Linked DNA regions of Homo sapiens: region 1 is linked to region 2. Evidence: chromatin loops called from intact Hi-C (ENCODE). Cell type or tissue: gastrocnemius medialis. All regions are shown on one strand. Each heading gives the region's core, and the rest is flanking DNA. Links, peaks and the distances in the headings are about the cores only.

Evidence for each region. A loop is a pair of places that touch in the nucleus more often than their neighbours do. Peaks named below come from ENCODE experiments on the same cell type or tissue, not always from the same donor. Only the 100,000 strongest peaks of a DNase experiment are listed, where the experiment ranks them.
Region 1: it touches region 2 in a loop (3-fold over the local background); 1 of 110 quality-filtered maps calls a loop at or near these places.

What each region holds. Positions count from the first base shown.
Region 1 is chr2:110,946,422-110,950,813 of GRCh38, forward strand. All of the region lies in intron 12 of ACOXL (acyl-CoA oxidase like), which reads left to right. Among named protein-coding and RNA genes, the nearest start is that of ACOXL-AS1, 170 kb to the right of the region's middle. In gastrocnemius medialis, for the core only: no CTCF peak of the experiment used is centred there; DNase peaks (open chromatin) are centred at 640 and 2,040; H3K27ac peaks cover 610 bases.
Region 2 is chr2:110,814,246-110,818,637 of GRCh38, forward strand. The region is part of intron 9 of ACOXL (acyl-CoA oxidase like); the gene reads left to right. Among named protein-coding and RNA genes, the nearest start is that of ACOXL, 84 kb to the left of the region's middle. In gastrocnemius medialis, for the core only: no CTCF peak of the experiment used is centred there; a DNase peak (open chromatin) is centred at 2,376; H3K27ac peaks cover 3,706 bases.

The DNA.
Region 1 (4,392 bases), core at 263-4,262, 130 kb after region 2:
GAATATAAGTGGTGAGAGTGGCATCCTTGTCTTGTTCTGGTTCTCAGGGGGAATGGTTTCAGCTTTTGCCCACTCAGTATGAAGTTGAGAGCCATATCTTAAACCCAGAGACTATGTCCAAACTCATGCTCCAAACCATTTTGCCATATGAAAATTGAGTTGTGTTGGCTTCTGCCCTCTCTGCTTCAGAAAATAGTAGAGTCCTCCTTAATGGGATGAGCACAGTTTGGCTCTAACTTGTAATTTTCCAACTATCTGAATTTGGGTAAGTCCTCACTTCCCAAGCCTCAGTTTCCAGGTGTCCATAGACATGCTTTGCTGAGCTGCCCCGTGGTTAGTGTTAGCTGGAGGGGACCTTCTCATGGCGGTGGAAGTCAGCCACCAGGACCAGACCCTTCTTTTCCTATTAGTCTTTCTGAGATTTCCTGCTGTTTCCCCCTGTTGTCCAGCTGAGAGAAGTGAGGTGGGATTTGGTTAAATTACTCACCCCAGTCCCCTTTGGTGAGTCAAGGAGAGGCTGGAACTGGAGTTGGCAGAACTCTGCTCTTGGCGTGCAGCTGTGACATTCCCAGTGGCCAGTGCTTCATGCTTACACATGTTCTGCATTTCAGCCTCTAATCGCAGTATGTAAGGGGAGAATCAAACTGACCTCCTTTGAACGTGTTGAAAACCCTTCACCTGCCCTTGTGGGAACACTGCCTGAGAGCCGAACTCTGCTGGCTCTGATTAGTCATGTGACGCAGGCCTGGCAGTTTCGCTTCGTTTCCCACTTTCTTGCTTTAAGGATTGGGTGGGGTCAACCAAGTTCTTCAGACTGTTGATATTTAGTTCTGCTTTCACATTGCCTCTTTTCTCCATATTCAAGCAAACCTAGATTGAATTTCTAAAATCCTGAGAGAATAATAGGGGAAACAGCCCTGGATCTTGCATTTCTGCCTTACAGTGGAGAGGGGGCATTCTAAGAGATGGGACAGGTCCCTTGTCATGGAAGGGGAGCTGCTGGCTTTGGTGTGGTTGGAATCTCATGGTCAGGGCTCTGTGATCTTGGACTTTACCACTGGGAGCCTCAGTTTCCTTCTCTCTTAAGGCCCAGAACATGGTAGATATTCAATAAAACTTGATTCTCTTTCCTTTCCCTTTTGCTGGTTGTAGTAACAGATCACACTGAAAGATCCGAACTCTTTCCCCTTCCCTTCTCCCCCTCTGCCTCCAGGACCCATTAGACATGGGAGCTGCCTGGTTGGGGTTCCTTGGGTGTGGCTTGGGACCATGGAAGAAAGCCATCTTCTCGGCCACTGCTGACACCAAAGCATGGGGGTCTACAGGTCTGGGACCAGAACACACCACAGGGTCTCCACTGCCCCTCCACTTGGGAGAGCTGGAACTCAAGCCCAGCTGCTGGCCTTGGCCCTGCACAACCACATTCTTTACAAGGACCTCCTGCAGTGTCTCCTGGCCCTTGTGTTACCTGAGCCCGGATGCCCATGGCCAGGGCCGGTGCCCTCCATCTTGGCTCCTTTGAAACCAACACTAGAAGGTGCCACTCTCGTGTCACCGTGCCCTCAGGGCCAGTCTCCACAGCAGGACTTTGTCTTCCCACATCAGTGGAGACCCTTCTCATCTCTGCCCCCAGCTGCCCTGTTTCTCCTCAGTGCGTTCCAGAATTTCACAAAGAAGAACAGAAACAGCCAAAGCAGGGTGAAAAAAATATCTACAAAATTGGAGCGCAGTGAAGTCTCGAAAAAGCTCTGCAACCTAGCACAATGATAAGGTTATCAGCAAACATGCACTGATCCCTCCTTTCACGTTAGACGCAGAGCTGCTCTTTGCTGCTTGGAGATGTAATCCATCCGGGCAGCGACTGAGCGATTATATTTAATGATTGCATAGGGAACGCTGAAGCAATTCCAAGTGTTTGTAAATTTTTTCAGAAAGTGATGTGAGGCAGAGCCCTCTGCTTATTCAGTAGACTTTGTCCCAGGACTAACTCCTCAGGGACATTCAACACCACCTCATTTATCTGGCATCAGCCAACCCTTGGAACAGAGCCAAGGCCTGAAATAAACAAAACAGATCTCTGGGAATCACAAAGAGATGTTGCAAAGCCCACGTACTGGAGCTCAAGCCCTTACTCCACTCCTGAAGGAGCCTGTGGCCTCTGTTCCTGCTTGTTCCATGTGGCTTCTGGTTTCTGTGGGCTGTAGAGGAAGGGCAGAGGGATTGTGAATGTAGACAGCTAAGACCACTCAGGAGCCAGGGACCAAGGAAGATCCAGAAGAACTAAAAAAAAAAAAAAAAAAAAAAAAATAGACTGAAAAATCCAAAAGCACAGTGGGCTCCTGCTCAGCCCTAGGCGGGACTCGAAGCTCGTCTGGAACAGTCCTCCAGGCAAAGTGGGCACCAGGCAAGCAGCAGACTGGTGCGAGCAGAGACAGTCATTCGGGGGTCTCCCCTCCAACCTGGATGCTGCAGAGTTACTATTCATTGGAATAACATAGATGGTGTTTGTTTAAATACCTCACAGCAACCCCCGAGACACGTACATTTCACTACAGACCAGTAGGTCAGCTTGACTTAGATCTGATGTGGCAGAGGCCCTTTTGCTCCCTATACAATTTCTTAAGAAGCAGAACCATGAAAAATTCTGGCTGGTGCTTGGGTCATGAATAGCTGAGTCCAGCTGGCTGGGATTGCATTTGTGGGCAGGACAGGGTCGAGCTGAGCTTCACCATAATGCCAAGTGACTTGTGGGTAGGGTGGAAGAAGTTCAGGCATGGTCCATACTCAGAGGGTCCAAGGCTGGATCTGGCAAACCTCCCAAGAAGGATCTGTCTGGGGTCCAAGTGTCAGTAAGGCCCCCTAGTAGAAGGGCCTTCTCAGTGGTTACTGTGACAACTTTATCAGCCAGACTCTTTGCTCAAGAGTCTCATTTTTCCCGGGCATCAACTGGTTTCTGACCAACTCCCTTTCTATTTTATTGGTCAGAGATCTCTTTCTCTGGAAGGGTTGAGAGCCATCAAGAAAAAACCCCAAAGTTCTGGGGCTCTGGATTAAAGCCTAGGCTTCCCCTTTCCTCTGCTGTTACTTTCTGAGAATTCTGCTGACCCTAACCTATTTGGCTATAGGGATTTACAAAGACAGACGATAAAAATCACCTTGTGATTATAAATGATTCAACTTTGAAAGAACCTTGCTCCAAGATTAGAGGAATCAGCTCTTATTTTTTTTTAAAAAAATCATTTTTGACTCCCTGACATTCTCTTGAGTCCCTGCTATGAAGAAGCACTAGGGACATGTATAGATGCTGCCACCTTTAATCCTCCAATAGTCCTGTGAGTAGGAGTTATTATCCTTATAGTTTTCCCATGGAAGGACGAACAAGGCCAGAAGTGAGATGTTATTTCTCCAAATCTACTGAAAGACAGAGGCAAAGGTTCTACAGGCCTTCCAAACTAAGGCTATTATCCCTAATTCAGGACCTTGTCCCCTTTTTTGGCAGGTGATAACTTTCTTCCCTGGCCCTCTGGGTTCCATGTTAATGAATGTTCTACACTTAACCCTCATTTAACATAAGTCCTTGGCTTTTAAACAATCCTCTGTCTTTTTTTTATTTTTATTTTTATTTTATGTTATTTTATTATTATTATACTTTAAGTTTTAGGGTACATGTGCACAATGTGCAGGTTAGTTACATATGTACACATGTGCCATGCTGGGATAGCATTAGGAGATATACCTAATGCTAAATGACGAGTTAATGGGTGCAGCACACCAGCATGTCTTTTGATGTTAATTTGTGGTTACTGGAAAAAATCGCTCCCCAGTGAGAAAGTCCGTATGTCATCTTTGTGAGTGTCCTAGGTTAGTAGGTCCTATCTTGTCAGGCAAATTAGAGGGGGAAAGTAGCCAGCAGTAAAACTGACCTTCATCACTGATAAGGAAAAGAGAGATTGCTAAAATGACCCAGGGATAATCCATTTTATTTGGCAACATTCCTTTGAGGGTCTCAGCCCAAAATTTTTAACGGCATAAACAAGGCAATTATAAATTTCATAAGGAATGGATAGCGGCCAGACATATTAGAGAATAATGGACAGAACTGGCATAGATCCTGGGCCAATTTGCCAAATTTTGATCCACGGTATGTTGTTTAACTTTCTCATTTTACTCTCCCTTGGGCCAGTTCAGTCCAGAAGGATTCACCCCATATCCCAGCAAGGAAACAAGAAGGTTGGTGGCAGGGAGATGAAGTTTTACAAGTTGACTTCTGAATTTGTGATCATCTTACATCTTAGTTAAGATTATTTTGGATGCAAATAAAAGAGATCAATTATAAACTTTCTCCAGCAAGAATGAAGAATCAATCTTAAGGAGGAAGGGTGGGGGGTGGAG
Region 2 (4,392 bases), core at 215-4,214:
TTAATTTTTAGTGGCACTGCCGACTTTGCCTCACAGCTGTGTGTCACTGTGGTTCTGAGCTTTGTGTCCTGGGATCAGGAGTAAGAGGGGAAATGAGTTGATCCAGCCTTTTCATTGATGACTTTTTATGGGGAAAAGGGCCATTTAGAATGAACACTTATTAAGTGTGTCCAGTGGATTTTTTTTTTTTTAGCTTAGTTTAACGGAACAAGTTTGGATACCTTTGCCTACCATAATGAAATTTAGTAAGCCAAAAAAAGTTTACAATTCCTTAGATAAATTTTAAAAAGTGAACTGGGCCATTTAAATTTGCCACCACAAAACCCTTACAGGCTCTAAGAAGGGAAGCAAAATAATGGTTAGTAGAATATTTGTGGGTTATAACTTTATGTATTATTGTTATAAGTTTGTGTGTTATTAAGGCCAGGGCTACGAAGTATTGTTCACTGTAGAACTACATAGTATATGAGGATCATATTTCTTCTCTAGAAGTCTAATGTCAAAATATCTTTACAATTTGAACAACAATATTCCTAGCATCAAGGTCAAATGGAATCACTTTTCTTATACTCTATAAATTACTCAGAATTGTATCATGTTTTTATTTGCTTGATATTTTGATAATTGTAACTTTTTAAGGTTTTTAGTTTGTCCTGGAATTTCTAATTGCCTTTGTTTTTTTTCTTGTTAGGAGAAGAAACATATGCCTTCATCAATGTATTAGTTGGTTCTCATGTTGCTAATAAAGACATACCCGAGACTGGGTAATTTGTAAAGAAAGGTTTAATTAACTCACAGTTCTGCAGGGCTGGGGAGGCCTCAGAAAACTTACAATCATGGTGGAAGGGCGAGCAAATATGTCCTTCTTCATATGGTGGCAGCAAGGAGAAGTGCTGAGCAAAAGGGGTAAAAGCCCCTTATAAAACCATCAGATCTTGTGAGAACTCACTCACTATCATGAGAACAGCAACATGAGGGAAACTGCCCCCGTGATTCAATTACTTCCCAATGTGTCCCTCCTACAACACATGGAAATTATGGGAACTATAATTCAAGATGAGATTTGGGTGGAAACACAGCCAAACCATGTCAATCACTATAGTAGTAATATCTTCAAGCTTCTTGATCATTTTGTCTATTGTATGAAATCTATTTCATATTCTCCTTTGTTAATTTGTATTTTATTAATTTGGCCTCTATCTGATGCTTGTTGGTTTATTTCTCAATTTGTACAAAATCCAAGTGAGGTGCCTTGAAAACTTCAATACAGGGACCTTAGAAGGAGGGGATGTTTTTCATATTTAAAATGTATGTGCTGCCATGTCTGTAATAAGGAGCAAAGTCCCCTGCTTCTGTGAAGATATGTGGCTTTTCCAGATTATTACATGGTTTGCAGTGGGGAGAATGTTGCCTGCATCGTAGGGACTTCCCTCTGGATCAAGCTTGATCTGAGTTTGGAGAGGCAGGAACCGAAGGAGGTAAACTGAGGAGCAGGCATTCTCTGCCTACAAGGTTGGCCCTGAGTGGGGTGCCCAAGGGCTTCTGTGGAACTATATTTATTTGCCACTCAGCAAACTCAGGGGTAAGAAAGTCTTGCTTGGGGTGCCTCACCTGCAAGGCTGGTCACTAGGAATGTCAAGTCCAAGAGGACAGAACCTGTGTCTTCTTGGTCACCTCTGGATGAACAGGACCTGGTACTTAGTAAGCACTCAGTGAATGGACAGATGGATGATGGGTGAGTGGATGAATGGATGGAAAAATGCATGTATAGATGGATGAATAGATAGATTAATTGATGGATGGAGGGATGGATGGGTAGATGAATAGATGGATGAATGGATAGATGGGTGGGTAGATGAATGGATGGGTGGGTGGATGGATGAATGGATGGATAGACAGATGTATAAATGGATGCATGGATGGACGGATGGATGGATAGATGGATGAATGGATGGGTAGATGGATAAATGATGGATGGATGGATGGATGGATGGATGAATGGATGGATGAATGGATGTGTGGGTGGATGGATAGAGAGATAGATGAATAAATATAGTGGCAAAGGGGAAGGCTTATTTGGTAGAGAATAAGTCAGTCCAGATCACAGCTCTGTGGAGATTGGGTTTGGGTCATCTGGTGGCATTTAAATGTATTATTGGCCCTGGAATCATGAATTAAATCTTTAGAAAAAGAAAAACAAGCACTTTCTGTTTCTAATGTGTATATGGAGATCTTTTGGACTTGTGCACCCCAGGGTATTTTCAGCTGAGGCAGGTGTGTATCTGGGCAATGACTGTTTTGTTTTTATTTCCTGCAGTGCTTACTTGCTCCTTGGCTCACCCTTGCAGATTGCTCATGGCTGAGTCTCCTGGGTCTGATGACATTGTCAGTGTGACTGGAGTGCTATTCTAGGTGGATGATACACAGGTCCGGGGATGGTCTCCTGTTCTCTAAAGACAGCTGTGTAATAGGATTAAAGCTTCAGAGAGCAGCCGTGGCCTAAAGTATAGAGGAACTGGGTTAAGGGGAATTCTATCCGGGTGAGAGAAATGAATCTTTTACTCCAGCAATACAGACCTGGTTGCAGCTCCTCAAACAGGCCACCCTGGTCACCTCTGGACTCAGCACAGATTGGCCTCTCTGCCCGTGACTGTCCCTGTCTTCCTCTCTTGCTCACCCGTTGCCTGGGCATGGATGTGGCTTCCCTGGGAAAGCTTCCTGCCTTTGGGGCTGTTCTTAGTGCCTGGCTTATTCCAGCCCCAGGTGTTAACAGTCTGCCTACTTCTCCCTTAGCTACGAAAGGGCAGGAACTTCACACAGTGCGAGGCACACAGGGGGCCCTCAGTAGCTGTCTGCGAACTGAATTCAGCCCTGCACCCAGCCCATCACAAGCATCTTTGTTCTAAGGCGGTCCAGGAGGAGAGAAGGAGCTGCCACGTGCTGATGGTCTCCCGTGGGCTAGGCTCTTGAGATTCCATGTGTGTGTTCTCATTCAGTGCTCACAGCAACTCCACCAGGATTCCAGTTTCACAGCCAAGAAAACAGAGGCTCTGTGAGGGGAGGCAGCTTGGCGAGGCAATCACCTCATGTGGGGCAGTGCAGGGTTGTACACATCTGTGTCCCACTTGGATGACTTGAGGAATGACTTGAGGATTACGGAATGACTTGAGGGTCCCACAGAACCCTTCTTGCGAAAGACCCTTCATCTGGAGGCTGCACTGGAGAAGGGATGCTGGACATGTTGGAGCCTCAAAGTGCAGCATCTTCAGTTTCTTGAAACTTCTGTGCTTCTTGCTTGGGTAACTGTGCTTCCTCTGATCTTTGGGCCAACCTGGCCCATGAGAGATTCCAAGGATTTGAGCTGTCTCTAGGGTCATGGGGCAGCCTACATCTTGTGCTTGATTTTTCTCCAGGGATATCCTAGGTCAGGTAGTTAGGGTGATGGACATTGGCTCCAGAGTCAGCCTGATGAGTTGTGTTTTTCTAAATTAACTTTTATCTGGCAAGAGTGTTGCAGAATCAAGTTTTAAAAAATATTTGCATATCTCATTTCTTTGTCTAATTAGTGTTGTGAGAATGATGTCACAGTTTTCATGCTTGAATAAATAGCTGATGGTGTAAGGCACTAAGGGCTGGCTCACTGTGGCGCGTTCCCTTTCTTCTATTTGCCGTCTCGTCCAAGTTTTGTTTCAATCCATGCTCCTGACTTTTTTTTTTTTTTTTTTTTAGGGACTGATCTCATCAGCCAAATTATACCTTTTACTGCCATAAAATGCCTCCTTAATTTAGAGGATATGTTTGTCAATGTTGCAAGATAATTCCGAGCATCAAATCACTAGAGGTGCTGAGAGTACAAAAAGTATACTTGGCCGGGTGCAGTGGGTCATGCCTGTAATCCCAGCACTTTGGGAGGTCAAGTCGGGGGGATCACCTGAGGTGAGGAGTTTGAGACCAGCCTGGTCAACATGAAACCCCATCTCTACTAAAATTACAAAAATTAGCCTGGTGTGGTATGGCATGCGCCTATATTCCCAGCTATTTGGGAGGCTGAGGCAGGAGAATCACTTGAACCCGGGAGGCAGAGGTTGCAGTGAGCCGAGATCGCACCACTGCACTCCAGCCTGGTTGACAGAGTGAGACTCTGTCTCAAAAAAAAAAAAAAAACATATATATATATATGTGTGTGTGTGTGTGTGTGTGTGTGTGTATATATATATATATGTATATGTGTATGTGTGTATATATATGTGTATGTGTATATATATATGTGTATGTGTGTATATATATATGTGTATAAGTAGGTATATATATGTATGTGTATATATATGTATGTATATATATACTCTATGCCTATGCTCCATTTTAAAGTGGAATTTTAAAAAGACGGGGGAT